3 separate regions of the Homo sapiens genome follow, and all the other regions are linked to region 3. A link is a loop called in an ENCODE intact Hi-C map of the cell type or tissue named here. Cell type or tissue: endothelial cell of umbilical vein. All regions are shown on one strand.

The links. Hi-C counts contacts between places; a loop is a spot of excess contacts. Peaks named below come from ENCODE experiments on the same cell type or tissue, not always from the same donor. Only the 100,000 strongest peaks of a DNase experiment are listed, where the experiment ranks them.
Region 1: a loop joins it to region 3, with 15 times the contacts of the local background. A loop is called at or near these places in 5 of 110 quality-filtered maps.
Region 2: a loop joins it to region 3, with 8 times the contacts of the local background. A loop is called at or near these places in 4 of 110 quality-filtered maps.

The regions. Positions count from the first base shown.
Region 1 is chrX:13,248,179-13,256,178 of GRCh38, forward strand. No RefSeq gene overlaps it. Among named protein-coding and RNA genes, the nearest start is that of LINC02154, 51 kb to the right of the region's middle. RefSeq lists an enhancer at 6,135-6,254. In endothelial cell of umbilical vein, no CTCF peak of the experiment used is centred here; a DNase peak (open chromatin) is centred at 3,303; H3K27ac peaks cover 1,189 bases.
Region 2 is chrX:13,394,575-13,402,574 of GRCh38, forward strand. All of the region lies in intron 1 of LOC124905248 (a long non-coding RNA gene), which reads right to left. Among named protein-coding and RNA genes, the nearest start is that of LINC01203, 63 kb to the left of the region's middle. In endothelial cell of umbilical vein, no CTCF peak of the experiment used is centred here; DNase peaks (open chromatin) are centred at 2,507 and 4,087; H3K27ac peaks cover 3,507 bases.
Region 3 is chrX:13,338,022-13,346,021 of GRCh38, forward strand. LINC01203 (long intergenic non-protein coding RNA 1203) reads left to right here. Exons shown (of 7, transcript NR_045260.1): 6 at 1,905-2,078; 7 at 3,710-3,804. Among named protein-coding and RNA genes, the nearest start is that of LINC01203, 6.8 kb to the left of the region's middle. In endothelial cell of umbilical vein, no CTCF peak of the experiment used is centred here; a DNase peak (open chromatin) is centred at 3,640; H3K27ac peaks cover 2,657 bases.

The DNA of each region.
Region 1 (8,000 bases), 90 kb before region 3:
TTGAACCCAGGAGGCAGAGGTTGCAGTGAGTCAAGATCATGCCACTGCACCCCAGCCTGGGCAATAGAGTGAGACTCTGTCTCAAAAAAAAAAAAAAAGAAAAAGAAAAAAGAAAAAAAAAAGATATAGGTTTCTTTTGGAGTGATGAAAATGCTCGGGAATTAGATAGAGGTGATGGTTGCACTAAAAGCCATGAATTGTACGCTTTAAAGTGACTAAAATGGTGAAGTTTATATTATGTGAATTTTATCTCAAGTTTTTTAAAAAAAGGTTACATGCAAGAAACAAATGCCTGCCTAGCAAGCCTTCTTTGTCCTTCATTCTTTCCTTTGCCTGGGCTATTTAGAGAAGCTTGTGTTTATTTACTCTGGCCCAGGCATGATTTCCCTGGTGGGCTGGTTTGCACCTATGGGGTGAATTCTGGCAGCCTTCTCCCGGGGTGCCCATTGCAACCTAGAGGCCTAGTAAAGTGCGTGGCCATCCCTATGCAAAAGCCAGATCCTATGTGCTTGCACGATTGCCCGCATTTGCAGCATCTTGCTTGCATTAAAAAGGCAGTAATATATGGGCTTTTAAAACCTTTCAACCTGAAGCATCATTGGCCTCTTCCCTAGATGCTCTTGGTCAAAAATTTCTGCCCTGTTGAAGATAGCAGTGGTTCTCAAAGAGGTGTGGGTAACTGTGTGTGTGTGGGGGGGTGTTGTGCCCCCGAGGGGACATTCCACAAAATCTGAAGACAGTTTGGTTGTCATAACTTGGGATATACTACTGGTATCTAATGGGGAGAGGCCAGAGACGCTGCTACACATCCTGCAATGCACAGTGAAACCACCTTTGCAAAAGCTATAACTGCGTGAACTGTAAGAGTGAAAGAGATCTGACCTAAGTGACTCCATCTTGCTTTTAACTTTCAAGCTGTTCTTGTTCATTCCTGAACATAGGCCAAACTGACTTTGGGAGGAACTTAGTTTATAGTTTAACTTTGAAACAAAGACGGTAACAGCCTTTTTCCAAAACAAACCTCCTTCCTGCCTGGGGACTAGACTGCCTTAGCAGGAGTAACAAATTAGCCACAGGATTAAAAATTATGGTTTTAAGAGTCGCTGTTGTAAAAGTTGAGATCGGTGCTTGAGATATTTTGCAGACGCTGCATTCCAATGCATCAGCTGACGCCACCCAGATTGATAAACTGTCTCATCTGGCTTTGTGGCTGCCACTCAGGAACCGACTCAGCACCAAGAGGACAGCTTCCACTCCCTATGATTTCATCTCTGACCTGACCAATCAGCACTCCCCACTTTCTGACCCCCTACCCACCAAATTATCCTTAAAAACCCCGATCCCTGAATTTTTGGAAGACTGATTTGACTAATAATAAAACTCCGGTCTCCCGTACCACTCTGGTCTCCCATGCAGCCAACTCTGCGTGAATTAAACTCTTTGTCTATTACAATTTCCCTGTCTTGGTAACTTGGCTCTGTCTAGACAGTGGGCAAGGAGAACCCATTGGGCAGTTACAGCAGGACATACCCCCAGGCCCCCAACGAAGAATTATCTGTCCCCAAATGTCAATAGTGCCAAGGGTGAGAAACTCAGGATTATAGTATCATTGATATCATATAATTGAAAATGTTAATTACTGTTTATTGTGGGCAATGTCATTGAGACAGGTCCCATTCTCCTGATCTCTGTGAAGTGTGATGCCACTGCCCTCTGAAACAGCCCTGAGGAGAAGGTTCCGGAACTCCATAGGGAAATCAAAGACTTCAGCCTTGTAACTTATTTATCCTACAAAGATGATATCCCACGTGGCCCCAGGGTATATACACATCATGGAGCTATAAAATGAAAGTTAATTCCTCCCTGTCCAGCACTGTGGTATCCACAGGCTGGTCTGCATGGCAGACACAAGCAGGTAAGAAATTAGAACATTATTCACAACATAAGAAGAACATGATCTATACAGGAAAGAAAGAAAACACATTGTTCTTACAACTTTTCTCTGTAATAAAATACAGAAAAATAAACCAATAATTATTAATAATTTTATCATTAAGTTAATAATTTTATCATCAGTGCATCTCTTCATATTAAGGCTTATTTACTGATTTTTACTAACCTATTTTAAAAAGGGTGATCCTTTTGTCTTGCAAGGGAGACACTGGCTGTATAGATGTTTCATTTTCTTAAATAACATTCTTTTTTTTTTTTTTTTTTTTTTTTTGAGACGGAGTCTCTCTATCCCCCAGGCTGGAGTTCAATGGCACAATCTCGGCTCACTGCAACCTCTACCTCCTGGGTTCAAGCAATTCTCCTGCCTCAGCCTCCTGAGTAGCTGGGACTACAGGCAGACGCCACCATGCCCGGCTAATTTTTGTATTTTTAGTACAGACAGGGTTTCACCATGTTGGCCAGGCTGGTCTCAACTCCTGACCTCAGGTGATCTGCCCACCTCGGCCTCCCAAAGTGCTGGGATCACAGGTGTGCCCCGCCCTTAAATAATATTCTAATAGTGGTAAAACAACTACTTTTAAAACAGGCACCGTCTTGAGCAAAAATCAGATCCTCCATTTGAAAAGCCTTGTCACAGTCTTTCTTGAAGACAGCAAACACATAAATCAGCAACAGATTCTTACATATTATCCTTATTATCCTGCGGAGAGAATACATGTTCAAACAGCCTTAATTATACTTACACATTGCCTTAGAAAATACTGTAGGGAAAACCTTGAGTAATTATCCAAGCGGTTTGCTGCTGGAAGTTTCACTCCTCAAAAAACTATGCTTGGCCTCTCCCTAGTTGCAGGAAAAAGCCACAATTAGGAGATGTCATGCTGAACACATTCTCTGACGATCTGGTGGTCACACTAGAAAGGGGTTCATTTTAGTTCCTCTGCAATATGCTTACCAGATTGATTTGGACCTACCCCTTCAGCAGGATACTTTTCAGCAGTGGCCATCCAAAATAAATGGAAAAACCATATTTGAGGTCAGGGACACATGCTTACCTGGGTTCACTCACACTGAAAATGTCAGGAAGTGAAATTCACATCTTTCTTCATCTAGGGGACTGGCCAAGCTTTCCTGATAATAATATGCACTTCTGGGAGGCCACTGAGGCCAGGACTTCATATGTTTGTGGTTGGAAAACTATTGCTACAATCGAAAGCTATGTGTTGGGAAGAAATTAACAAATACACATGAGCGTGGGTGTGTTTCTCAGCAGGGAAACCGACTCTGTGCTGAAATTCTTGTGTGGAAACATCTGTTTCTAACCATTCTGAGATAGGAAGAATGTGGACACCGAGCATGTGGTTCCCTTGGAAAATGCTTGCCTCACAGTCTTGACCTAAGAGATGGCATCTGGACTGGGGAGGAAACAGAAGTGATCCTGGAATCACATCCTCTTAAAAACAAAACAAAACAAAACCCACATCCTTATGCTTTTTTGAAGGGTTTCTTCACAACATAAAAATTATCCAAATTTCTCCTCAGTGTTTATTTTTTTAACCCCTTACCCAATTTCCCCATGGTTAACATCTTACGTGACTTGAGTACCTTTGTCAAAATTAAGAAACTGTCATTGGTGCACTACAATTAACTAAATCCCAGACTTTATTTGAATGTCACCAGTTTTTCCACTAATGTCATTTTTCTGTTCCAGGATCCCACCCAGGACACCACATTGCATTTAGTCGCCATTTTTCTTTGTCTCCTTCTTAGCTTTTGATGACCCTCCTCTCTTCATTTTCACAGAGACAGTAGCTTCACAACAATTTCTTAAGCAGCTTCCCTAAACATACAGGAGCCAACTTTTCAATTGTATCCATATCTAAAAAAAAAAAAAAAAAAAAACAAAAAAAAAAACCCTGCAGAAAAATTGGAAAATTCAGCCAAAAGGCTCTCCTGGCTGCCGTTTTTTATCTACATAAAACCAATCATAATCCATTTAACAAATTTATTTTCCATGATGTTATTGGCTATTCTCCGTAACTCAACATACAGCTGGGTCCATTTCATGGGTCAGAACAAGAGGTTATCAGGTAATACGAAGGACCAGAGTAGGAGAAGCAAGTTCTTAGGAACTAGCCTTCCAGACTGGGAAAGAACAGAAATTTTGACTAGATCAAGCTTAAGTGGATGAGGGGACATTCAGATAGCTGGATGACCATATCCAGAGAGTTGGGCTACTGACCATTTGGGAGACCCCAGGCATGTGGCATCAGAAAGTGGAGCAGACACTAGGAGCAAGGGAGTGGGCTGGTAGTGGTAGGAAGGTAGATGGATGGGCAGGTGGGTGTCTGAAAGGGCTAGGAGAAATGCAAAAGCCAGCAGGTGATGATAGGGAGGTTGCTAGAAAGGGCAGGAAGGACATCAGCTTGGGCCCACACTGCGTACAAATCAGAGCCAGGGTCCTGGTGGACTTGTTATCTCATACACACAGTTCTAGCCTAGATTTCTCATGTTCTGAGTGGATTTGATGTTTTGGAATAAACTGGCAAAGAGTAGTGATCTCTAAACACTTTGCTGCTTAAATCCATGTGAATTTAAAAATTTTATGCCACGTTGCACCATTACACAGTGGTTGACACCTTCTAAAATGGCCCCCACGATTCCCCGCTCCCAGTGTTCATGCCCTTGTGTAGTCCCCACTTTGAGTGTGGGCTGGACCTAGTAACTTGACATTGGCAAACAGAATGTGGCACAAGTCATGGGATATTACTTTCAAGATTAAGTTCTAAAGAATGTTATTTCAGCTGTGCTTTCTCTCTGACTCTTCTCATTTGTTCTCTCTGGTGAAGCAGGCCATCATATTGGGAACTGCTCTACAGAAAGGCTCATGCAGCAAGAAACAGAGGGTGTCTTCTGGCCAATAGCTAGCTAGGAATGGAGCCCTCAGTCCAACAGGCTTTGAGGAAGCGAATCCTGCCCACAACCACTTGCATGAACTTGGAAGTGTCTTCTCCCCCAGCTTAGCCTTGAGATGATTATAGCCCCTGCTCAACACCTTGATTCCAGCCTTGATTCCGTACAGACCTTAAGAGACCTGAGCCAGAGGACCCAGCTAAGCCACTCCCAGATTCCTGTCCCATAGAAACTGTGAGGTAATAAATATTGTTGTTTGAAGTTGTTATATTTTAGGATTATTTGTTATGCAGCAATAGGTGACTGATATACACACTAAAGTCATTCCACTCTTAGGTCAGTGGTATAATATTATGTCATCGAGTGCAGCAAAACACAGCTGTGAGGGCAAAGTGTTAAACTTGAACTCTAGTCCCTAATGGGTAGAGAGGCACCCTGAGGTAGGGGGAAAGCAACCAACCATGACACACAGAAGTGAAGGCTACTGAGAAATGAAAGAGAATCAACCTGTAGCATGGAAATGGGAAGTTCATTATTTCCAGCAAGAAAACAAAACGATGCAAACTGGGCACGATAGGGGTGGGCAGAAGTAAGCAGAAGAACAAAGAGTGGTGGTAAGAATATCAGGTGGAGTTTCCACTGCAGTAGGGAAGGGGCACTGGAAAGAAAAAGATCTAGTGTTCTAGGAGCACTGGGGATTCATGGAATAAAATGGTGATTGTGGTTTCAGATTAAACCAAACCATTTCCTATACAGCAGAGAAAGACACTCTCCTGTCTTCACTCCCCACTCCACCTCCGCCAGTTTCCTTTCCCTAAAGTGAGATTTTAGAAATACATACTTACAGGCAGTAAAACCAGGGAATTTGTAAAACTTTTAAGCTTGATTGTAGTCTAGACATAATATGTGTTATGTTTTTTTAAAATCAGGCTTGTATTAGGGTCAAATGATATGTGTAGTCCATAGATTAGGTATTCAAGGATAATACAAATGAAATATTCTAGGCAGTCATTACACTCATTAGACACTTGCCACTCAAAGTGTGCTCCATAGCTTTCTTCCTTAAATCTACACTCAACATACTTCACCAGCCAGGCTAGAGGATGCAACTCTATGATTATTTTAAGTTTACTTCATAATCTTGCGATTTCACCTGAAGCAAAGATACCAGCTTTTCTCTCAACAGCCAAATCTCCCACACTCTCATTTTCGATAGTCACAGCAGGAGTTTGAGTTTCTCTTTCTAGAAGGATCTCTGGCTGGGACTTGCTGTTCCTGTACAGCTTTTAGAACCTCATGCATGCACTTCTATTTAAAAGTTGTCTGTCTACAAATGCTTAAGAGAGCAGACAATCTGGTTTATCCTTCCCTTTTAGGTAGTTTGTGCTGGAAAGAAATTTCTATGTTTTTGTGACAAGAGGAGACAAGACCCTACAAAAAGAAGGCATGATAGAAGATAGGTTGGGAACAAGGTCAGTATTCAGCTCGTAAGCACCAGCATGTCTGACTGGATGATAAAATATTGAAGTACAGGACTTCAGTGCCGGTTAGGCAATGAACACTGCCCTGAGCCACCTGGGGGCCCCCTCTGCATGACTCAGCATGCATGGCCTAGCAGGGTTCTTCAGGACAGCTTAACTCAAGGGCCATGATATTCTATGTGTTCTCATTTTGTGTCCCACACTTGGTGAATCCTGGAGTAGTTTATGCTTAGGAGTCAAAAGACCCGGGTTTTATCTGGCTCCACTGTTTGCACACCTCATCACAAGGTCTTAGTTTCTTCACCTACAAAACATAAAGTAACTGTTAAATCAACTGTTTCTAAAGTGTCTTGTGCCATAACAATAAAAGCTACTGTAGCTTTTGAGTTTCTTGTCCAGTTATAATAATGGGCTCTCACATCTTCTATCTGCTAAGGTGCTTTCTTGTCCCTTAGGCCTATGGAGTTGCCCAGAAAATTCAGCTATAGTTTTGTAGCTAGCATAGAGGATTGGGAGGTTGAGGCTTCCTCTTCAGGGGTGGTTGTGGTTGTGGTTGTTGTAGGGATGTTTAACTCTTTGTCACACATCTCATTTTGGAAATACATTTTCAAACATGCTGCACATTTGCCCATCTTCTCAAAGAAGGTGTCAAGCATTGTTTCATCTGCTGTGTCTCAAGGCACACATCATGATCATCAAACATTGCCGTCTTTCCCTGGTGTTGGTCTCCGTTTAGGATTGCGAGACAAAATGAGTATGTCCAAAGCATACTTAGTTAAAAATTATTCACTATTTATGTGAAATTCAAACTTAACTGGGTTTCCTGCTAAATCAAGCTAGTCTAAGTCTCCGCTAGCCTCTTCCATTTCTAATGTGTTGCCTCTAATCTGTGGCAGGGTGGGGTTGAAAATGGAGCTCGAAATTATAGAGTTGCCAAGAGTATAAAGTTCTCAATTCTTTTCCATTTACACTCACTTCTCTATAGCTTCAAATATTATCTGTCTTCTTACCAAACCTATTTTCCCAACTCCTCTCCCCTGAGTTCTAGGACTCTTGGACCCAGTAACCTCCTCACCCTGATGAGCTGGCAATTGAGATCTCAAACCTGGATTCTTTTTTTTTTTTTTTGGAGTAAGTCTCACTCTGCTGCTCAGGCTGGAGTGCAGTGGTGCAATCTTGGCTCATTGGCTCACTGCAACATCTGCCTCTTGGGTTCAAGTGATTCTCCTGCCTCAGCCTCCCGAGTAGCTGGAATTACAGGTGTGTGCCACCACACCCAGCTAATTTTTGTATTTTTAGTAGAGATGGGGTTTCACCATATTGGCCAGGCTGGTCTCAAACTCCTGGCCTCAAATGATCTTCCCACCTTGGCCTCCCAAAGTGCTGGGATTACAGGTGTGAGCCACTGTGCCCCGTCCAAAGCAGGATTCTTGATTCTCCCTACCTCTCCAAGAATTCCCCCATTCCACCAGTTTCTCCTGCTATATTCTACATGTCAGTACGTAGTACTGAGCACCAACAATCTAAGAGCCATCTTGGATGCTGATCTGTTTTGTCCACATATTTTCTAGTCCATCAACTTGTTCTGGTGGCTTGTAGCTCTCTCTCCAAACATTTCTCCAATGCCTCCTTTCTTCTCCATTCCTACTGCTA
Region 2 (8,000 bases), 57 kb after region 3:
GGTGATTTCCACAGACTCCTCAGTTATCCTGTAGTATGGCCATAAGCCTCCCCACTCAAAGACAAATGTGCATGGCTCTTCTTTGTGTTCCTATGGAACTTGATTAGTTCACCCTCAATTAAGTCATGCTTACCTAAACATTCTAGTTGGCATGCTGTTTTCAAATGTAAGTTTATTATTATTCAAATATGGTGAGGCCAACAGATCCGATTGCCATTGAAAAGATGGTTGGTTACACTTCCAAAGAAGATGGAGACGCCATGCCAGTCAGGACCACGTGGAGTGTAAGAGTTCAATAAAAGAAGTGGTTGAGGGTATGGGCTTTGGATTGGTTGGTTTGTATCTAGAAAGACACACTTGCAGGTGAGCCCTTCACTATCTCTAGGAATTGACTAGCCCTGTGAGGGGCTGTCCCTCCAGGGTCGGCAAGGCTCAAAAACGTGAAAGCATCAGAAACACAAGACTAATACACAAACCCAGAGTAGATAGCTACCGTTGCTCTTCCAAAATGACTTACACATGTCTGGTGGCCTGAGGCCTCAGTTCTTCTCCACATGAACTTCTCCACAGGTCTTAAAATTTTCCCTTTCTGAACAAGAAAGACATAAATGGAAATGGCCAAGCAAGATGGAAGACCCTGAGTGAAGTGCATACTGAGGTTTCAGCAACTCTTGTCACACCCTGCAGGTTTTGATAGACTAGAAAAATGACAAGACTCCAAGTCCTTGAAGAGGAGGAAAAGTGTGAAGAAAACAAAAAAGGGAGATTTATGTCTGCTTCACCATTTTGCCCAAGACTTGACCTGTCATACACTGAAGGTACTTGAATGTTTATAATCATAAATTGCTTATTTTAAAATTAAAACTCTAATCTTTCTATATCATTAGACAGGCTTTTTCCCCAATCAGTCTGGATTGTCAAGACTTCTCTATATAAGCATCATGCTTTGTGATGAAGGATGCACTCATTCAATCAGTATTTATTGAGCACTCACCATGTGCCAGGCACTGTAATCAGGGTTGGGGAAAAAATGGTGAAAAAACAAATATGGTGTCCTCCTCTATAAAGCTTACTTGACACTCTAACAGGGAAGCCAGAAAATCAAGTAACATGAAATAGATGTGAGACTACAACAGTGATAAATGCTGCAAGTTACAGTAAGGAAACGAGTCAGGGAAGAGGTAGTTTTTCAGAAGGAAGTTAGAAGGAGGGTAAATATCAGACTGTTACTGGTGGAGGGTGTCCAGGTTCTTGGCGTTTTGAACAAAGAATTGGACAAAACACACAAAGCAAGGAAAGAATGAAGCAACAAAAGCAGAGATTTCTTGAAAAGCAGAGCACACTCCACAGGGTGGGAGCAGCTTGAGCAAGCAGCTCAAGAGCCCAGTTACAGAATTTTCTGGGGTTTAAATACCCTCTAGAGGTTTCCATTGGTTGTTTAGTATACGCCCTATGTAAATGAAGAAACTAAAGTGAAGTTACAAAGTTATTTACTCGGTGTACATCATATGTAAATGAAGAGGATAAAGTAAAGTTACGAAGTCATTGTATTAGTTCATTTTCACACTGCTGATAAAGGCATACCCAAAACTGGGAAGAAAAAGAGGTTTAAATGGACTTACAGTTCCACATGGCTGGGAAGGCCTCAGAATCATGACGGGAGGCAAAAGGCACTTCTTACATAGCGGCGGCAAGAGAAAAATGGGGAAGAAGCAAAAGCAGAAACCCCTGATAAACCCATGAATCTCCTGAAACTTATTCACTATCCCAAGAATAGCATGGAAAAGACGAGCCCCCATGATTCAATTACCTTTCCCTGGGTCCCTCTCACAACACATGGGAATTCTGGAAGATACAACTCAAGTTGAGATTTGGGTGGGGACCCAGCCAAACCATATCAGTCATTTACTCATTGTATGCCCTATGTAAATGAAGAGGCTATTTCCTGTCACAGCTGAAGTGTTTCCATTTGATTTAGTTCTAGGAAGTCCTTAGGTTCTCTGCCTTCAGGCCCTATTCTCCTGCCTCAGTGGTAGTCCCCAAAATAATATAGCTAATTACTATGCTGAAGCTACCCAGGATAACAACATGTTTTGAGGTGGGAAGGAAGACTGTGAGTAAGGTGCAAAAGTCTTCCATCAATGTTGGGGAGTTACCAGGAGGTCAGTAGGAGAGACAGAAGGTGGGACAGGGATGAAATGGCATGAGCTGGAAAGAGGTTTTTTGTTTTTAATAAGAGTTCTAATAATACCATAGAGAATGTTCAGGAAGAGGCAATGAAGAATAAGGGAAAATACTAATCGTGAAAAAATGAATGCAAACTTTATAATTTTCTAAAATGCCCATGGGCCTCCCCATGCCCCCACTGGAAAGTTAAGGCAATGTAAAACTGATCTATGAAAGGATTTGGAGTTGTTCCACAGAGCATTCAGAAGCTTTTTATTAATCATTTATTCCCCATCTCTGCCCTTCCTTCCTATGACCTCATGCTTTGTCTATTCTCCCAATAAGCATGTTTCTGAAATATATGTTTTCCATTCCAGGCTGACATTCATAATTCTAGTGCCTTCTAGTGCACAATTTGTTTCCCATTTCAGTCCACTTCTTTCAGCAAATAGATTTGCTTTCAGAAGAGCAGCCTTAAGGAACAGCTAGCATAATATATGGTCCATCAACTAGAGAGTGTATTTCTCAACAGCCCACTCATATTTCATAAATCACAGAGCAATTATTACAACTGATTTACTCAGAAAATTTCATTTTATTTTCAATTTAATTATTTTGATTGATAAAAGTAAGATGGTTAATGGCTCCTTTTCTTGGAACTCTTAAAACACAAGTATATAATATCTAGCTTTCTAAACTAGTGAAATTCATGGTACATTGCATTTGTGTTGTGAAAATCATCATTTTTGAAGCTAAATTAGCCTCTCTACCCACTGAGAGAAGGTGCTCAACTTGAAGAGCCTGTGGCAGAAATCTCAGCTAAAATAAATTTAGCCCCTCACTCTCTTTCCCAGTGAATCTGATATCTCTATCCAATACAACGTCTGCAATTTAAAACATGTACACAAAGATAATTGGAATTTTCAAAGAAGCAAGTAACTTATCAATGACTGGAGATGCCTGTTTAAATGTTCTCTCACCTTTATATCTTGCAGGAAGCTCTTGTTTGACCTTCTGAAAAAAATCTTGAAGTATCTATGAGAACAGCTATTATATGAAGCAGAGATTATAATAGATATGGAGTTTAAGTTGCAGAAAAAGAAGACTGAATTATTAAATGGGACATCAGAAAATAAAAGTCTTTCCTTTTATCTAGTTTGGAGGACCTAAAAAAATCAATAGGCAGAAATTTACATAATCCTTATTAGATTCCACGAGCTACAAATGTACTATTAGTACAGATTGATATGAAAGAAAGATTAGTTATGCTTATGGATAGGTAAGAAGAGACACTCTTGCAAAATGGTAGATTGAAACACCCACTGAATCTTCCTGGAAGTGTGTTGAAATCAGTTAAAGGGTTAATGACACAAATATGAGGATGATTTTGTAAGGGTATGATGAAGGGGGCAAACAGCCTAATCAAAAGAAAAAAGAAATAGCACATCATGCAAGGTTATCGACACTGTTCTCAGTAACCTCTTGCATCCCTGCTGGAAAGAAACTAGTAGGGTTAAGTCAAGAATTTCCTATTGTGAAAGGAAGAAGTGACCATTGATTTGTGCCTTGTCACTCAGGTTAACTGCCAAAGAACTTTGCTCATCCAGGGGTGCATAAATGAATGCCATGTGCTACCAAAAAAAAAAGTAATAAAGGATTAAATAAGGCCATGGAAAAATGAAGCAAACTGTCACCTGGCAGTGTCTCAAGCCTGCAAACTTGATATCCCCAACTGCATTCCAAAAGTAGGGTTCAGAGACCACAAGTGCTACAGGCATGGATGAGTTAATATTTATATCTAGGAAGAAAGGATTAGCATATGCCTTCCAAAGAATGTTTCAGCAAATGCATGCAGCTGCCTGGGCATTCGCAGTTGATTGAAATGACTCAGGGGTCAGGTTTTGGTGGCCAGGCCTGCTCCACCTTTACTGGAATGCATGAGTCATGTGTTAGTCGGCTGGGTGAGAAGACTACACTGGCTTTGCGCATTCTTATATTTCTCACAATCCAGACAAAGCAACCACATGACCAGATTCCAACAAGACTAACAGTCAGATAAGGAGGGAAAGTCATTGAAATAAACGAGAGAAGAGAAAACCTAAATGTGTTTTAAACTTCTAAAGCGAGAACTGAACAATAAACAGTTTTCTACAACAGGGCTTCTATAAGACCAGTAACTTCTATGCTCCCCAAAAAGTATTTATGAAACTATTTGAGTGGTTTTACATCTTGATTATTCTTCCACTTAAATATTGTCTTTAAATGACCTGCCTGGGTGCATGTCCAGAATGGAAATAGCAAAAGTTAGATGTCTTACAGTCCAAGCTCTACAAGTCCTAGCTATGTGACCATGTTGGTTATGATTAGACCAACTGCATTTGGTCTAATCCTAACCTCTGGGTGTTTTAATAAACTCTGATAGCCTCCAGGGATTATTAAAAAGTCCAGAGGTGAGGCCAGGCATGGTGGCTCACACCTGTAATCCCAGGACTTTGGAAGGCTGAGGCAGGCGGATCACTTGAGGTCAAGAGTTCGAGACCAGCCTGGCCAACATGGTGAAACCCCGCCTCTACTAAAAATACAAAAAAAAATTATCCTGGCATGGTGGCACACACCTGTAATCCCAGCTACTCGGGAGGCTGAGGCAGGAGAATTGCTTGAACCTTGGAGGCAGAGGTTGCAGTGAGCCAAGATCATGCCACTGCACTGTAGCCTCCTGGGTGACAGAGTGAGACTCAGTCTCCAAAAAAAAAAAAAAAAAGGGCCAGAGGTGGTCAGTCCAGGCCGATGTAGTACCTTAACAAAGTCACTGGGCAGTCAGAGTCCTTCTATCTGCTTCACCATTCTCATACATACATGGTTTGCATCCTCAGTGTCACAATATGGCTACTCTGGCTGCAGCCATCACATCTACATTCCAGGGAACAGGAAGGTAAAAGGGGTAAGGCAAGAAGAGGCACGTCCTATTCCTTTCTAAGGAGTCTTTCCGGAAGTGACACCCAATAGCTTTCATATTGGACAGAATTCAGTTATAATGCCATGCTTAGCTGGGAAATATACTCTTTTAGTTAGGCTGCCACCCTGAAAAATATCAGGACTCATTGACTAAAGATGTAAGGAAAAGTGAATATTAGGTAGGCAACAAGCAGTCTCAGCCAGAGTGACATTAAAGTCACCACCATCTTTGAGTCCATTGTCTGTTCATTTATAAAATGGATGTAAAATTTATAAAATGGATAGGCAATGCCTACTTGACATGATTGGTGAGGTGAAAAACACTATACAAATATTAGCTGATAACAGCCCCCAAAACCTAGCTTAGAATAATAGGTATCCAAGTGTACATTCAGTATTACCCCACTTTCTGGAAAAATCAAGTCCCTAGTCAGATAAGAGTTCAGAGACTCAGTTTTGCTTCACTACCTCATCCTAGTCCTACTACCTGGACATCTTCTCTTTTCCTTTCTTACAAATAACTTGAAGAAATAGCTCTCTTTCTTCATTCTGTCTTCCTAGTTCTCTAGTGTCTCCATGACTGGGCCCAGACTTGCTCTTCCCACTCTATATTGCCATCAACCTTTAAAACTTGAGGATCTCTCGTTTTTTATACAAATCCTTTCAGTGTTTTTTAAAAACTCACAAGTCTTCATAGGATCATTACTTTCTCATCTCACCTGTATCTTTTGCATTTCCTGGGAAACTGGACACAAGAACTTAATAGACATGTGCAATGTAATGTGTATTACTATGTAGGGGCAATTGCATTGGTCCCTACTTAGAAATGTGGTAATGACAACTAGTGTGCTTTATTCACCACCATTATTTCCACCTGGTGTTTATTTATTTATTTAGTTTAGAGACGAGGTCTCACTATGTTGGCCAGGTTGGTCTTGAACTCCTGGCCTCAAGCAGCCCTCCTGCCTCAGCCTCCCAAAGTGCTGGGATTACAGGTGTGAGCCACCAAGCCTGGCCACCCACCTGGTGTTCTAATAAGTTTCAATCTGCATATTTTAAAAGACATTTCGCATTTAAATTCTTTAATACTCTGTAAGATACACTCTTCAGGTCTCTCATGTAGTGCTAAGAATAAGTTAACATTTTACAGATGTGAAAATTTTAGTTTCAGTGATTAAGTGAATTGTTTCTGAATTTAAGTAGCTCATCCAAGACCTTCCACGCTATAAGCAGTAGTGCTAAGATCTATATCCACCATCCGTTTCCAAGCTCAGGCACTTTTTCACCAGAATAAAAATGCCCAATTTCTACTTAAGTCAATGCAAACCACACTGCTCTATTTTATGGTGCATTGAGAAAATTTAAGGTTTAAAACTTAGAAGTCTAAAATATGCTTCTATCATGATAAACTATACTATTAGCACTCATGATTTCAAACACTAAAATAAAAGGTGGTGGTGAGATAAAAATCCATGCTAGTCATTTATTTATAAAGCTTTATCCTACAGTAGTCTGTTCGACAGACAGGTCAATCAATCTTGACTATAATGAAGAATCTTGCTTGTCTTAAGAATAGGTATGTAGCCCAGACCAGGTTTTCCTAAAAAATTATCTTCCTGTAGGTAGCTTTATAAGAATAGAGACATTTTAAATTTTAGAAGATTTTGGAATGTCTGGTGAAATTTCAAGCCACTAAGGTTAAAGTAATTGTTTTATAAAACAATGCCTTTGCAAATTGGCATCTAAAATTGGTATATTGATGAGGGAAGGAAGGTTCTAATCTAATGCAGAGGCTGCTGAAGAGTCGGCATACAGAACTGACTTCAAGAATGCCTGAAGCTAAATGTATTGATTGAAAAGGTCAGCATATTAGCAGAAGCATCCATTAACCCAAAATAGTGAGCGAAACCAAGGGGAAAATGGAAAGCTCTTAAACAATGAAATGGCTTTTGCCTTCCTGAAATGACACCTGACTATCTATGTCTCCATCCCTGGAGCGTTTTCACCAGAGCCCTAGGATTCTGAACTAGGGTGGCTATCACTGCATGAAAAATGAGAAGTCCATTATGGAACACAGGTAAAATGTGGAAGGCTTGTTGAAGACTCACTAGCATGAAAAAATAAATGAATCACTTGGTCGTAACAATAATGAACAGCTAAGAACATAATAAACTACAGAAAGTGACCACCAAGCAAAGTTAATATTATACATAAAATGCATAGTGTCTTACATTTTAACCAAACATAGCCGGATGTATGACAGGATGCAAGAACCACCTGTGGGAAACAATTCATAGCCACACAATCCTTGCCAGGATAATTACATTGAACTGTCAAAGGCCATGGTTTTGGCCTTCCTTGGGTCTTTGTGATTTTATACAGACATAAGAGACTGGCAAGACACTACTGGAACCAAACCATAGTTTTGCTGATTAAAGGCTAAAACAGGCTGCCCTCCATTGCTTCTACCTCACTGAGGCCCCAAAGACCTTGATCTCTAGGATCCAATGTTTACTGGGATTTACCACTGATGTAGCCAAACATATGGAATTTGGAATCATGGCTTGCCTATTGGTCTAGATGGGAAGATAAGCCGGATGCTGTGGCTCATGCCTGTAATCCCAGCACTTTGAGAGGCTGAGAAGGGTGGATCACTTGAGGTCAGGAGTTTGAGACCAGGCTGGCCAACATGACGAAACCCCGTCTCTACTAAAAATACAAAAATTAGCCAGGTGTGCTGGTGCATGCCTGTAATCCCAGCTACTTGGGAGGCTGAGGCAGGAGAATCACTTGAACCTGGGAGGCAGAGGTTGCAGTGAGCTGAGATTGCACCACTGCACTCCAGCCTGGGTGATAGAGTGAGACTTCATCTCAAATAA
Region 3 (8,000 bases):
AAAGGCAGGAGAGTGGACATATATTTTACTAGCATGGATTGTGGCAGGGGTACCATGGTTCTGGCTACATATGTTTGAGGAGCTTGGAGTTCATAAAACAGAGGCAAGCCAGAGCTAGAGATGTAGCTTAGGGTCAGATATGTTAAAGAAAACATTCTTTCATTTTTCCATTTTTGCCTTTTAGTTTTTGAAAATTTTACAGATAATGTTACAGGGATAAAAGAAATTGAAAAAGAAAGAAAAAACCATTATACCATCACTAAAATATATAAACACTTTATTTTTCCCTGTTATCAGTCATTACCCACATTTATACATATCATATAGGGAACATAAGGTTCATATAATTTTCTGATTTCTTTCTCTTAAAATGACATTGTAAATATATACACTCATATTTAATATATGGAAAAATGCAAAAATGACAAGGAACATTTAAACGTGTAAATCTATGCATATAGAAGTCATTTGTTCATTTAACAGTAGGTACCTACTGGTAGTAGGTACAATTCCCTGCTTTGATGATCAACAGTGAAGAAACCACACAAAGTTCATGCCTAAGGAAGATTACATTCTCTAATGGGTTCAACTCCAATGATCCATACATTCTTGTGTCCCTGGGAGAGTCTCACCTTATTTCATTGTCTCATTATAATTATTAATAGCTCTCACTCTCAAGAGTGTCTCAGTTTGGATAATACATTACATAGTCACCCTGGACATAATAGAGAATATAGAGGTGAGGACATATATTAACTGCAGAGTAATAAGTGCTATAAAAATATCCATTCCAGCTGGACACTGAAGATGAAAAAATAGAAATTTAAATGTTTTTAACTTAAAAATAAATATCCTAAAGTAAGGTGACAGTAATTTGGGGAAAGGACTTCTTTCAATTGGGTGGTCAGGGCAGTTCTTTCTGAGGGGAGCACAGAATGAATGACAAGAAGGAGCCAGTCGGATAAAGAGTGAAGGTGTAAGCATTGTAAGAACAGCAAGGGGAAACGACATATCCAGAGGACAGAGAGAGGCAGTGTGGATGAAGGGCAGTGTGCAGGGATGGAAGTGGCCCAAGGGGAGGCAAGGGCTAGGTTTTTAAGGCCCTGCCTGTCGTGAGGAGGAGCTTGGGTTTCCTTTGAAATGCAATGGACAGTCTTTAAAAGAGAGCAGAGTGACCTCACTTACTTGTCTGTGCCAAATGTCTTCAAACCCATAGGCCAGAAAATCACTCTCTGATGAAGCTCTCATATTTAAAAATACTGTGTCTCCTCCAATAAAGCCACAGACACCAGGATTCTTTGGAAAAATATGTTTTTTACCAACACTGGAATGAAAGATAAATTATTACATGAAACATGAAGCTTAAAGTTCTCAGAAGCAGATATATTTATAACTTTTTCCCCTAACGTATTGAAAGATAAAGTGCTGAACTTTAGAACTTTATAACAGACTCACAAATAAATGCAAGGCTTCATGAGTTTTATCAAGCTCTCCTCTTGTCATCAGTGATGGTAGTGAAGGATTATACAGTTTGAAGGTAGTTGGGACAAGTCTCCCGACAAGGGAGTGGTGACTTGGGACTAACTAACTGAAGAGGGAGGGAAGGGCAAGATGCCAGAAATCTGGTGGAAGACCTTGGTAGTAGGTATTCCAGCAGCTTCCAGATTCTTTCTGAGGCAATTTAAAGAGATGCAGCTCAGAGGTGCAACTCCATCCTGCTAGGCTTGGTCTTCTAAGGCCCAGCACTTGGCCACACAGGTTATGCAGCACACCAGAATGCCAGGCTGTAAAAGCTAGATCGAGGGCCAAATTCCAGGTCACACCCTGCTTACCAAACCATGCCAGCTCGAAGGGACACCTCCTCAATTCAGCTCTGCTTTACCTCTCTGCTTATGAATTCCAAGCTCCTGATACACATCTGGTCAGAACCATGGTACCCCTCCACAATCCACGCCAGGAAATTGGATGTCTACTCCCTGCCTTTCTTCCCATTGTTTGGGGACTTTTCCTTAGTTCAGCTGAAGACGGGGTCCTTGTCACACGGCCACGAAAATTTAGGCTTGCAGATTATTTGAAGGGTGAGTAGGGCACGGTTTTATTGGGTGAAAAGGAAGAAAAGGAGAAAAGAGACACCTAGCAAAGCAAGAGAGTGTGCTTCCTGCCCGTGGGCTTCTCAGGTACCACCGAGGAAGAGGAGGGGCAAGGCTCCTCTCCCCTGCAAAAGCTGGACGTTCTGTGGCTCCACCCCACTGCGCGCTCCTTCCAGTGTGCAGGTCGGTCGGAGGCTCTGCCAGGGAGCCCTTCCCACCTGGCTGTCTCACCATGGCTTTGGGAAAGGGCTGTGCCCAGAGGGGATTCTTTTCTATACAACACAAAGGCTTTGTCTGTGCTCAGCAGCCGTGTGTTTAGGACATTTCCTGGGCCTTATGGCCTCTGACAGTCATCCTTTACTGTCTAAATCTCTTAGCAGATGCACCCTCACCAGCTAGCCAATTCTGTCTCCTGGTTCTCACCCTGGGTATGAGACTATGCTGATTTCTTGTTTCAGCAACATCCCGGGCATAAAACAGCATTTTTTGTTATTTACTCACGTAAATAATCAGTTGCTGGAGGCTGTTCTGGAAAGCAGGACACATACAGCACACATAGGAATGAATCCATCCAGCACTGCTCCTCCTTGGAGCCAGGAGTCCCATTAGGGCTTCATCATCTCCTCTGTCACCATTTGGTACTTTTGGTTCTTTCTGTCTCCCTCAAGACTAGTTAAGACAGCTAATGTGTGGATGCAGTTTCGAAAACAATACTTTTCATAGCAGTGGTTTGAGCTAATGGTGTTTTTCATCTCAAAAATGTTTTACAAACATTAATTAAGCTTATGTAGCTCCCTGGTGGGCTTAGGCAGAAAGAATGCCCAGAGAGAGAGAGTTTCCGCTTTTCCTCCAAGCCACAGAAAGTCCTCAAGGAAACAGAAGGCCTGGGGCTTCAGCCCAGCAGTCCTTTGCTTGAAGAAGACTTAACATACCTTTACAACTTTCCTGATGCTCAGAAAATGAAGTCTTTTGTGATACTTCATAAAATGAAATCTCTTAGAATGCTTTGGGTTTTTTTGGGGGGGGGTGTTGCGGGGGTTTGGTTTTTGTTTTGTTTTGTTTTGTTTTGACAGAGTCTCACTCTGTCGTACCTAGGCTGGAGTGCAGTAGTGCAATCTCGGCTCACTGCAACCTCTGCCTCCTGGGTTCAAGTGATTCTCCTGCCTCAGCCTCCCGAGTAGCTGGGATTATAGCCGCCCACCACCACGCCCAGCTAATTTTTTCTATTTTTAGTAGAACGGGGTTTCATCATGTTGGTCAGGCTGATCTCAAACTCCTGACCTCAGGTGATCCACCCACCTCGGCCTCCCAAAGTGCTGGGATTACAGGCGTGAGCCACCGCGCCCAGCCCCCTTGGAATGCTTTGTAAAATGAAGTCCAGCCTGGACCACCTGTCAGAAAGTATTTTTTCTTTATTGTTGTGGCAAAGTATGTATCTATTGATATATTCTTAGTGAAGCAGGGAAACAGAAACTGCAAACCTAAACCAATTCAATAAAACATTACTTATTTCTCAGTAGGAAGAGGGAAAAAAGCTAGCAAGCATGAGTAAGAAGGAAGGATATGAGAGAATAGGAGATTCTTAAAGGCATTCTTTTCATTTCCTTCTTCTGACGCAGAAATCCAAACAAAAGCTTTAGAAGAAACACCTGGAAAAATAGTATCTCCACTTTGAAAATGCAGAAATACAGGCATAATACAATGGTGAAATTTATTCATGGTCATTCTCATCTCAATCAATGGTTCTCAACCAGGTGCTATTTTGCCCCCCAGGGACATCATTTTACAATGTCTAGACATTTTTGGTTGTCACCACTTGGGGAGGCGGTGTAAGGGTGGGCAAGTGGAGTGATACCGGCATCTAGTGGGTAGAGGATAAGGATGCTGCTACAAACATTGTACAATGCACAGGATAGCTCCCATCACCAAGAATGCTCTGACAGTGGTGCCAATGTTGAGGAACCCTATTCTAAATCATTGCCTTGTCAGAGATGGATCTCCAAATCAAGTTGGAGTTTGTGGTATGTCATCCACACAGTTGACTCCAACCCACCCAACTCCAAGCAGGCTCAACATGGTGATGTTTCCCACTACTTGCTCTAGGATACCTTCATTAGGCCTGAAGACCCAACCTGTGCACAGACTCTAAACTCAAACATGTACCTAGCTGCATTCTTGATTTTCTCACACAATCATGGCCATGCTTATATTTTGAAGTGATCCAGGATCCTTTTACTTTTTCTTCTAGTTCATTAAGGTGTAATTGACAAACAAAATTCATATATATTCAAGCTGTACAATGTGATGATTTGATATAGGCATACACTGTGAAGTGATTATCACAAATTAACACATTCATCGCCATATCTAGTTATCTCTGTGTGTATATGTGTGTGTGTGTGTGTGTGTGTGTGTGGTGAGGACACTTAAGATCTACTCTCTTAGCAGATTTCAAGTAAACAAGAATGTATTATTAACTGTGATCATGCTGTATGTTAGATCACATACAGCTGTATGTTACACCATGCTGTATGTTAGATCACATAAGTTCTGGTGAACTTACTCATTTTATAACCAAAAGTTTGTACCCTTTGACCAACATCTCCCATTTTCCTCACCTCCCAGCCCCTGGCAACCACCATACTACTCTCTGCTTCTATGAGCTTGACTTTGTTTAGATTCCACATATAAGTGAGACTGTAGGAAAGTTTAAATTTTTTCCCCTGAAGTTTCAGTCATTTGAGTTTATAAAACAAACTGATAATAGATTATCGGGAAAAACAGGCATACAAATTTTATTGTGTGCACATGTGTATGGAAGTCATACAAGCTCAAAGAAATGGCTAGAGGGTTGACACTTTTATACCATCTTGAGGTTACAGCAAGAATGAGGACTTGGATTATAGCAAAACAGGTTATGGTGGCAAGACAGGTTATGGGACAGAGAGAAGAGGAGGCCTGGCTAGTAAAGGTGGTCTTGTTATGCAGATGAAATCTCACAGATGAAATCTCTCTGAAATCCCTCAGAGAGAAGAGATGGGAGCCTGTGATAAATGTTTCTGCAGGGCCTTTAAAGTGTCAAGACTCCCAGGTGATCCTTCCTGGATCCAGAGGGAGAGAGTGGGGTGGTGTTTCAAAGAATACATGATAGCATCTGTTGTTTACTTCATTTTACTCCCTCTACAGTTGCAAATCTCCTTCACACAAGATAGCTTTGCAGGCCACTTCTGTTGGCAGGCCCTGTGAACAGCCACCTCAAAATATGTCAAAATATATATTAAAATTTTTTTTTAATTTCAATACCTTTAGGGGTACAAGTAGTTTTCGGCTAAATGGATGAATTGCATGGTGGTAGTCTGGGATTTTAGTGCATTCATCACTCAAGTAGTGTACATTGCATCCAATATGTAGTTTTTCATTCCTCATCCTCCTCCTACCTCCTCCCTTCTGAGTCTCCAATGTCCTTTATACCACTCTGTATGCCTTTGCATACCCATAGCTTAGCTTCCACATATAAGTGAGAAAATACGGTATTTGGTTTTCCATTCCTTAGTTAACCTCTCTTAGAATAATGGTCTCCACTTCCACCCACGTGTGTATATGTGTGTGTGTGTGTATATATATATATATATGTATGTATATGTGTATGTGTGTGTGTGTATATATGTATGCATATTGTATATATATATATGTATATTCCTACCAGCAGTGCATAAGCACTCCCTTTCCACCACATCCATGCCAACATCTATAGTTCTTTGAGTTTTTAATGTCCATTCTGGCTGGGGTAAGGTGTTTTGCCATGTTTCCCAGGCTGGCCTTGAACTCGTGGTCTCAAGCGATCCAGCTACCTCGGCCTCCCAAAGTGCTAGGATTACAGGCATGAGTCACTGCACTGGGTCAAGCTATTAATCCATCTTGAGTTAATTTTCGTATGTGGTGAGCAATAGGGATGCATAATATTTTGGGGTGAGATATTTTGGTTTCTTTCAGATCATACAGTAATTGTGTCTAGTTTATTTCACTTATCATAATGTTTCCCATATGGATAGCAGGATTTTCTTCTTTTTATGATCAAATAGTATTTCAGTGTATTTATTTATGTAATTAATTTATTTTTTGAGACAAAGTCTCACTCTGTCACTCAGGCTGGACTGCAATGGTGCGATCTCGGCTCACTGCAACCTCTGCCTCCCAGGTTCAAGCAATTCTTGTGCCTTAGCCTCCTAAATAGCTGGGATTACAGGTGCCCGCCACCACACCCAGCTAATTTTTGTATTTTTAGTAGAGACAGGGTTTCGCCATGTTGTCCAGGCTGGTCTTGAACTCCTGGCCTCAAATGATCTGCCTGCCTCGACCTCCCAAAGTGCTGGGATTACAGGAATGAGCCACCACACCTGGCCTCATTGTATTTACATACCACATTTTCTTTATTCATTCATCCATCCATTGACAGACACTTAGGTTGTGTCCATATCTTGGCTATTGTGAATAATGCTGCAATGAACATGGAGGCTCAAGTATCTCTTGGAGATACTGATTTTATTGTAATAGCAGAGACATAGATCAGTGGAACAGAATAAAGAGCCCAGAAATAACCCCACACATGTACAGTCAACTAGTCTTTGATAAGGGTGCCAAGAATACATGATGGGAACAGGACAGTCTCTTTAATAAATGGTTTTCGGAAAACTAGATACCCTCATGCAAAGAATAAAATTGGGGTTTTATCTCACGTTATATGCAAAAATTAACTCAAAATGGATTAAAGACGTAAAACCGTAATACTCCTAGAAGAAAACACAGCAAAAGCCTTCCTTGACGTTGGCAGTGATATGTTTAGATATGACCGCTAAAACACAAGCAACATAAGCAATGAACAAGTGAGACTACATCAAACTAAAAAGCTTCTACACAGCAAAGGAAACAATCAGCAAGGTGAAGCGGCTACCTCCAGGCTCCTTTTATTCAGAAAGGCATACACATTTCTGCTCAAATATTTTGCCAGTTCATTTTATTTGAGTAGAAACAGTCAAATGCCACATAAAGGAAAGCCCCCTCTAATGAACCCTCTGAAGCACATCATGTTAACTTTCCCATGCTAACTAATGTTGAGAAAGAGGAAGTTTTGCATTTTTTCCTTTGCCCCCTTGTTACAAAATCATCTGTTGACCTACAACCGGCGTTCTGCTTAAACGATTGTGTGCAGTGATCTTTAGAAAATGCAGTAGAGGAGAGAAAGGGGTCACAAGGGGAAAAAGATAGATTCACTTAAACTGCATGCATAGAAACCCTCCTTTTTTCTTTACAAGTTTTATCATGAAGCAAAAATATTGAGAGATAGTAACGTCAATCAAAATTACAATCAAGTTAAACAATCTGGTGCATTCATCACTTTAGTAGTGTACATCCCTGTTTGTATTTTTCATTTCATTTCTATTAAGATTTAGTACACAACCTAAAATACAAAGACAACTAGGACAAAATTCCTGCCTTTGAGCTCAGTTAACCATGGGAAATAAGTAATAAAACAACTTAGACAGGAAGTATAATGAAGGTTACCAGGGACTGGAAGCGGGGGAAGAGTTATTGCTTAGTAATAGAGTATTTTGGGGTGATGAAAAAGCTTTGGAAACAGATCATGGTGATGGTTTTACAACTTTGTGAATGTAACTAATGCCACTGAGTTGTACACTTAAAAATGGTTAAAATCACAAATTTTATGTTGCACATATTTTATCACAATTTCTAAAATCAGAAAACCCTCAACTATCTGTGAAGTGTGACAACAGCTATAGATGAGATATACGTTAAAGATCTTGAGTAAACAAGAGAAATAATCTTTTAAAAACAAAATGTATTGAGTTTCTACTTTTTCTTAGGCACTCTACTAGGCACTTAATATACAGT